Regions from separate parts of the Homo sapiens genome. Here region 2 is linked to region 1. Evidence: chromatin loops called from intact Hi-C (ENCODE). Cell type or tissue: B cell. All regions are shown on one strand.

Evidence for each region. Peaks named below come from ENCODE experiments on the same cell type or tissue, not always from the same donor. Only the 100,000 strongest peaks of a DNase experiment are listed, where the experiment ranks them.
Region 2: a loop joins it to region 1, with 18 times the contacts of the local background. A loop is called at or near these places in 82 of 110 quality-filtered maps.

What each region holds. Positions count from the first base shown.
Region 1 is chr6:69,833,625-69,837,624 of GRCh38, forward strand. No RefSeq gene overlaps it. Among named protein-coding and RNA genes, the nearest start is that of COL19A1, 31 kb to the right of the region's middle. In B cell, CTCF peaks have their summits at 2,278 and 2,479; a DNase peak (open chromatin) is centred at 2,277; H3K27ac peaks cover 798 bases.
Region 2 is chr6:70,106,344-70,110,343 of GRCh38, forward strand. All of the region lies in intron 16 of COL19A1 (collagen type XIX alpha 1 chain), which reads left to right. Among named protein-coding and RNA genes, the nearest start is that of COL9A1, 190 kb to the right of the region's middle. In B cell, CTCF peaks have their summits at 2,123 (motif pointing left) and 2,325; a DNase peak (open chromatin) is centred at 2,098.

The sequences.
Region 1 (4,000 bases):
ATAGATACCAAGGGATGATTGTACCTGTTTTAGGATTCTTTCTCATCAGATATTGTAAGCTTATTCATCATGATCTCAAGAGAAACAACTTTAGATGATTGATCAAAGTTCCATGTGTTTGTGCATTTGTTTCTCTATCAATGTGGCCTAATTGTCTTATCTACCAACTGCTGCAGTAATTCCATAAAGATTCGATCCCCCTCAACTTTTATTTGCTTTTCTCTTTAACTTTTGTATTTCTAATGATTCTAAGAAATTTGCCCTTTTGGAGTATTCACCGCACAGGAGCACTATAGTTCATATATTAGTTTTGAATTTTTTATCTAGATGAGTAAAAATAAAAAAGTAGAAACCTTTAGGCAGTTATATATTCAGAGACTGTTTCTGTATTGTAGAAAACCATAAGATAAGAGCAATTTTGTTTTGGAGAAAAGAATATATATTTACAAATTAATTACCTTTTTAAAAAAACATATTAGGTAACTTTGCAAAGTAAGATATATATGCTCCTATTTGTAAATTGGTTAACAAATAGCTTAAATCCTTGACATTTCAAATGTTTGCATTGAGTCCCAAAAACCAATTTGAAAATAAAAAGCATAATTAAATCTGCCAATTTTATTCAAATGTCCAAAACATTCTAGTTGAATTTTGACAGAGGTGATCATTCCACATTTTGTACCTTACTAAAACTCAGAGTTGTCTTATCTGGAAAGCCAGTGATTTGACAATTTTCCTCTTGCTCCCCTAAATTTGCTTTCTTATTGTCTGATAGGTGCACTTTTTACCCAGAAGTGGCTCAGTAATGCTTGCTTTGGATTACAGTCCTAAGCAATATTTTTGAAAAGATTGGAAATAAAATTTCTATAGAAACTAACAATATGATACAATGTTGAAAGGTTGGAACTGGACTAAGGGGATTATTTAAGAACAACTGATAAATGTGTTGAATCCTCTTCAGAACAGTGTATGGTTGGGTCAGTTGGGATGAGACTAATTCTTCAGGGTGTTGTAGAAGTGGCTATACTGAAGGATGCTTTATTTTGCCCTTCATCAGGTTCAGTATTGCCTAATTATGTTTTAGCTCTTGAGAAGTGTCAAATGGCCTGAATACTAAGACTTCGCTGCTCCCAGTAGCCACTGAATCCTGGCATTGGGTAGTTAAATATTTTCCTAGAGTAATAAACACATTTTCAACTACACGGCAAGAAGAAAAAAATAAACCAGAAGTTTAATTAAGTATAGGTAGAACAATTAAGGAATAGAAAAATATAGGTTAAAGCACTTAAAGTGGCCTCTTACATAAAGCTTGTTGATAATAGGTGATATATTAAACAGTGTTTTGAGATACTACTGTCCTACATAAATTTAAAGTATTATAATTTTGAAGCATTGATGACATTTTTCAATGTGAAACTTCCAAAGATTTTTGTCAGAATAATCAAAAGTGATTACTCTTTTTGTAGCTAATAAATATTTTTAAAGGTTATGTAGGAATATAACATGAATACTATGGTGAGTTGTCAAGCATGAAGGATGTCTTTTTATGAACAAAATTCCAGTTAACTAAATCAATCTGTGTTCTCATTCTTTTAAAAACCCTTGTAAAATTTTATTTCCTTTCTTTTAATTATTTCTAAATAGTTACACATGCACAATAAACTCAACTGGAGGAATATTTAAATTGACCAAAAAGGGCAGTACAAATGATTAGCTGAAATGTATAATGTAATCTTTAAGCCGTGAAAAAATGCAGATAGCAAAAACATTTTGTTTTAAAATATTTTCCATTCAATACTAAAAGATACTTTTGGTATTAAAACTGTTAACTGGAATCTTGTTCTTTTTATAAAATACTGATTTTATTAAAATTAGATTGTTTCTAAAATACACTGGAGTTCATTATACACCAAGATTACACTTACTGCGAATTTATGCTGCTGATTCATAAGCACCAGAGAACGAAGTTCATAATGAAACCACTGACATCATTGTGTTTAAATGTACATAAACCTTTGCTATTATGATCTGTTTTATATTTCATATTTACCTATGAATGATTTATTTTCCATAAGAAACTCTAATATGGCAAATGAACAACAGCTGTTGCAAAGCGTGCTTATTTTCTGAGGGAATGGGGGAAGAAACAGCCAATTTAGAACTTTAACCAATAAACTAAAAACACTAAAAAGTAAGTTTTCCTTCCCCCTGCTGGGAATTAACTTTACGTACCATTGAGAATCAGAAGACTTGGTTGCAGTTCTAGAGGCCAAAACTAGATGGTGCTCTACAGTTGTCAGTACTTCAAGTCAATTCCAGACGTTTAGAGTAATGGAATTTAAGGGCTTTATTAAGGATGTATTTCATGAGTTTCATATTTGATTCTTCTTCTTTCTTCTTCCACAGACTTTCTTAGGGGATAAGAAAGTGGATAACATTCAGAATTAGCATGGCTCTAAGTGCTTTACAAGCATATTTTTCTCTTTTGATTGCCTTAGTTATTTCCTGCCCCACTTCTCAGCCCTTATCCATCACTTGTAAAATTATGAGACATACCAGTATCAGATGAAGAAATAAAGCCTAGAGTAATAGTTAAGGGAAATATTTCGTGTTATGCAAGTCAAACTCTTGGCCAGAATTAACATTCAGGTCTTTGCTTTATCAAGACTAGCTACCTTACCTAACAAGGCGAGAAAGTACAGGCAGTAAGACTAAATTCTTTTTGGGGAAGGAGAAGAGCCAGTAGTAACACATGGTTGTTGTTTCTTCCATCTTCATAGCAGTTTTTGCTCCCTTTCCTGAATATTCTCATTGTTCCCTGTCCACCCTTCTGAGGATATGTTGATAGAAGAGCAGAAAAAAAGAATAGGAAGGGGGATAAAATGTTCACAAACAAGCATACTCCACATGCCAGGCACTGATTTAAACATTTTACATATGTTTTCATATTTATCTTTTGAAGAAATCTAAGAAGGCATAAGTGAATGACCTCCCTTTTACATATGAGGAGTTTGGCACTCAGATTAGTAACTCCTCAAAGTCAGTAAGTAAGTGCCATTCTAAGGATTTGGCCATAAGTTTGTCTAATTCTAGAACCAATCGGGTTTTCTACAACTACAATTGTGACATTAAAAAAAGAAAACCCAAAATTGGTTATAGTCTCTTTCCTAGTGCCTGTTTACATTGAGCATGGCATGATTCTAGGTTTATACTGTTCAATGTACTGTCCTATGTATTATCTCATTTAATCTAATAGCCAACTCTATCACACTATGAATAAAAGTGAAATTTCCAAACTTAACTCTCTAATCAGTGGCAGTGCCTAGTTAACAGCCTAAGTATTTTCATAATAAATTTTAGTTTTACAGTAGAACTTAAGCACATGAAAATGATCAACTTGTACATTTTTACTATTTGCTTTATTTCTTATAATTGATATAAATGATCTTAATTTACAATTTTCCTAGTCACTAAGGGATCAACAATATGTATTAATACCATAATTTCTCAAAAATACAAATAAAAACTCTTCCAATTAAATTTTTAACAATTGTCTATGTTTACATTCATTATACCATATATACTGTGAAGAATATAAACAAATAGAAGATGATTTTTTCCGTCAAGTTTTTAATAAATGACTGGGTAAGACATATATGAAGATTCATTCATTAAACACTTAATTACTGACTACTGTGCAAAACCATCCTTGACACTGCAGGAGCCAGAAGGACAACCAAGTCAGAGCCCCTGACCAAAAGGACTGATGAACAAGGACGTGCCCAGGTACTGCCACACCCAGTCATGGATTCCTTTGTCTAGACACAATCTTGGAGAAACCACTTGCCATTTGAGGGAAATGCCATTGAATTTAGGATAAGACCTTCATTTCCTGTTCGGTATATTCAAAACCCATATCAGAAGAGGAACTCTTAAAATTGCCCCATCACCAGATGTAAAGCCAAGTTTCTTCCTTCCTCAACCTTCCACCTACTTTTGC
Region 2 (4,000 bases), 270 kb after region 1:
GTGTGTGTGTGTGTGTGTAAGAGGACAACGTTTTGTCCCCTGAGACATTATATCTCCTAGGGAAAAAAGATTTCTAATAATGGAAAATTTACTAACACTAGTTTTATTAAACTAACATTATTAAATTATCTTTGTGAATCAGTGTTTCATGGAAAGTCATGTATATCACTCCAATTTAGCTTAACTATTATTCAATAGCAACTTTTTGTGTCTTTAGGACTTATTTGAAATTTATACACATGCAATATGCATATAATGAAACTATTCTTAATCAGAGTGCTTGTCATTGAACAGTGACTAACCTGGTTAACAGAGCTAGCTACAATGTATTTTTGTAAAGTATTTGTCCAATTCCTTGTTAAAAACCAGAGCTGATCTTACCTATACAAAGGAAAAAGCTCCCAAAGTGTCCCATGTAACTTCTGCTATCTTGTCCTAAGCGAATATTCTTCATTGGAGGGAAACTATTACATAGAGATCTCTTGGATTTATTTCAATACATAAAGATTACGACTGAGAACAGTTTTTCAGTATGAGAGGGCTAAGCATCTCCCTCGGGAAGGAAATAGCACTAACTCCTGAGGAAACAGGTTCAGAGGAAAGAGGGATGAAGCAGACCAGGAGAATGTATTACCATCACGAGCTCTGCATTAAGTACTGTATTTCCAGTGTCTTAGGGAATCCTTACAACTATCTTGAAAAGTAGAAATTATCTTCATTTTATAATGGGGTAAATGATACTTGGAAATGTCAAGTAACTTACCCAAGATGACACAAGCAGTGAAGACAGAACTGAAACACAGGAACTGATCCCTAAACCTTTATTCTGCCAGACTTCAGGTGTGAAAGACAAGCTTCTAGTTTACAGTTCAACTAAGATTATTCTTCCTCAAACATCATACCTAGAACAATGTTTGAGTTTTCCGTTGCAATCAATGGCACTATCCTGACTCCAGACAGCGAGATGGTATAGGATAGCATAGGATGGCGGTGAGGAACTTAGTCCTTCTCCTCACTAGCTTGTCCTGGAACAATTTTCTTAATGTTTCCTTGTCTCCATTTTCTTTTCTGTAAATTTGAAATAATAGCACCTACCCCACCTACTTTTTCCCACAGTGGCTACAAGAGCCCAATGTCATTGATATGAAAGAACTTTCTTCTAAATGTAAAGCTCTATCTAAATGTATCTTAGTTCCACTGTTATTATTCTGAACACCCATTCACACTGTAGAGAGAAGAGATTGTCTTCAATCAGTAATTAAACCAACACTTCTTTTCTCTCTTTACAGTTCTCCAAAAATCTAGTTAACAGAAATTTGAATGTCTATCAATGAATTGCTGAAATAAAAGATCACTTTGCATATGTCACACTTATTCTAGATACGTCATGAAGAGATCCAAAAGTTATTCCCAATTAGGTAACAATAACAACCAGGTCTAAAGAGTCAGTGATGTTTTTTCTCCCGAGATTTACAGCCTCTTCCTTGCTTGTGGGGCTTGTTCCTTTACCATCTGAGCTGTTGCATTTTATTAGTTGTGATGTTCTCTAAGTCTCAACTGTCCTTCCTCACACTCCAATAAAAGCTTGTCTTTTTTAAAAACCTTCCAGTTATCTGAGTAGCATAAGCAGTGGAAAGTAATAGACTTATGTTATGATAATGAGACTTGGAAAGTCTCAAGACTTGGAATGCCTTTGTTTATTTCAAAGTATTCTGGTTTTCAGTTCCTTTAGAAAAGAGAGGAAAGCAGCTGGAAATGAGGCGGAGCAGGAGAGAAAGTAGGAGAATTTAACTAATGAGCCATTAAAGGAAGTAGGTATTAGCCCATCCATTTGACATTAACTTTACTTCTCATTCATCATTACTGGAAAAAGCGTTTATTAAAAACCACACTAATTTAAAATTGTGTTATTATTTCTTCTGCTACAGGCAAGACTTTTTATTTTCTTTCTTTTTTTCTTCTGGTATTGTTTTTATGCATTGTTTCATTATTGCAGTATGAGAATTGAGCAGTGGGCTCCATTTGTCACATTTGTGTGCATAGCAATTTCAGTTGAAAACAGAAATTCAAAAAATTTTGTAACATGGGGCAACAGCTCCATCTACTGTTTCCATAGGAAAAGCTCTAGTCAAAGAATGACAATAGCTCTTTGAAGGATGTCAGAGGAATGGAAATTTTTCGATGTTTGAAGCTTATAAATCCATATGATTTTTAAAAAATTATTTTCAGGATTTTGTTACATTTATGCTTACCTTGAAATTTAAATATAAGTGCTATTTCATCAGCAGTCATTTTCAATGTCAACTTGATGCTCTTTTGAGGTAAAAATCCATACCTACTTCATGGATCTCTAAAATGCCCTTCTATTGTACAATACCAATAAAACTCTGCAGCATTAATTTTTGGGAGCTTACTCCAACAAAACATATGCTTCTTTTCTAAAACAAGTCTGATTTGAAACATGTACATTCATGTTTCTATTTTAATTTTAACTTCAGTGTAGAACTTCTTCTACCTTTAAAGCATGAATCATTGCACAGTCCTGAAAGTTACAATTATACATCAGTTTGCACAATTAAAAGAGTAAATTTAGGGTGTAAAATTTAATTTATTTACTAAACAAATACTTATGGCCTATCTACTATGTGTTAATCACTATTACAAACATTGAATATACAGTGGTTAAAAACACAAAGCAACAACAAACTACAGATAAGGTCTCTACCTTTCTTTATAACTTACTGTCTGTGGTGAGGCAGTACACCAATGGTTAATAAGCAGTTAAATAAATAGACAAAACAATTTCGGTTTAGAGTGAGGTGCTATGGGGGGAATAAACTGGGTAATGTGATAATGATTTGGAAGGAGGAGATGTTCTTCTCATTACCATCTAATTGAGGTGGTCCAGGGAGGTGTCTCTGAGCAGAAGACATTCCTTGAGAAGGAGCTGGCCATGTAAGGGCCAGAGCAAGAACTTTCCAAACAGAAATATCAGGACTTGCAAAGAGCTTCAGGTGGGGAAAAGCTTGATGTATTCAATAAACATAAAGGAGCTAAGAAAAGAATAGTGCCAGAAAAGATTTGGGAGCTGAATGGCTTCATCATATAGGGCCTTATAAGAATGGAAAAGAAGGGTTGGGGGGCAAGTGGAGAGATACACGTAGCCATGAAATAACCAGTTACATCTCCGTTTTGTAAGTGTGTGTGTGTGTGTGTGTGTGTGTGTGTGTGTGTGTGTGTATCTGCAGCGGTTTGATTTTTTTATGTGATGAAATTACTGTTCCTACTGATTCAAATAAATTATTCTGAAGGTAATATTGTTTTTAGCCCATTATCTTTAGTCTTTGAGTGGACGGGGAATAGGCTTGTTTGCTGAAAGAAAACAAAATTGACAAAGGTTTGATTGTAGCCCATTTAATTTCAGTCTTGTCTGAATCCACTGGATATCACTTTGGTCATTAGAGATGGAGAATTTCATCACATCTAAGTCTTTTCTTTTTCCCCACAGCTAAATCTGATGTTTCCTTTCTGATAGGCTATAGGTTGAGTCAGTTGAACAGTTGGGGCAATGAAAATACATACCCTCAAAACGCCATAGAACTAAGTGCCTTCCGGCACTTGTGCCCCCTTATCCATCGCTGTTCTCAACTTGAGTATCTTCCGTCTCCAACTTTATTTACTATGCACTGAAAACTGAAAGGAAAGTTATTATTTTCAGCATATAGCAGGACCCACCTCTAAAACAATTTAGTGTCCCAAAACACATTTTTGGACTGCTGAATAAAGCAGATGACAAAAACTGTCTCAGTGAAACATTTGATCACTTGTTAAAATACCCTCAGAATACCTTGAATGTGACTACATGCATTTTGAAGCTCATCATGTATCAATGGGAATCCAATTCAAATTCTTAACATCCCTTCTAGAAGCTTGAACTGATCAGGGCTTAGTCATGTTGCTCAGTTTTCCTTTCAGCAAGAGAACCACAATCTCTTCTGTT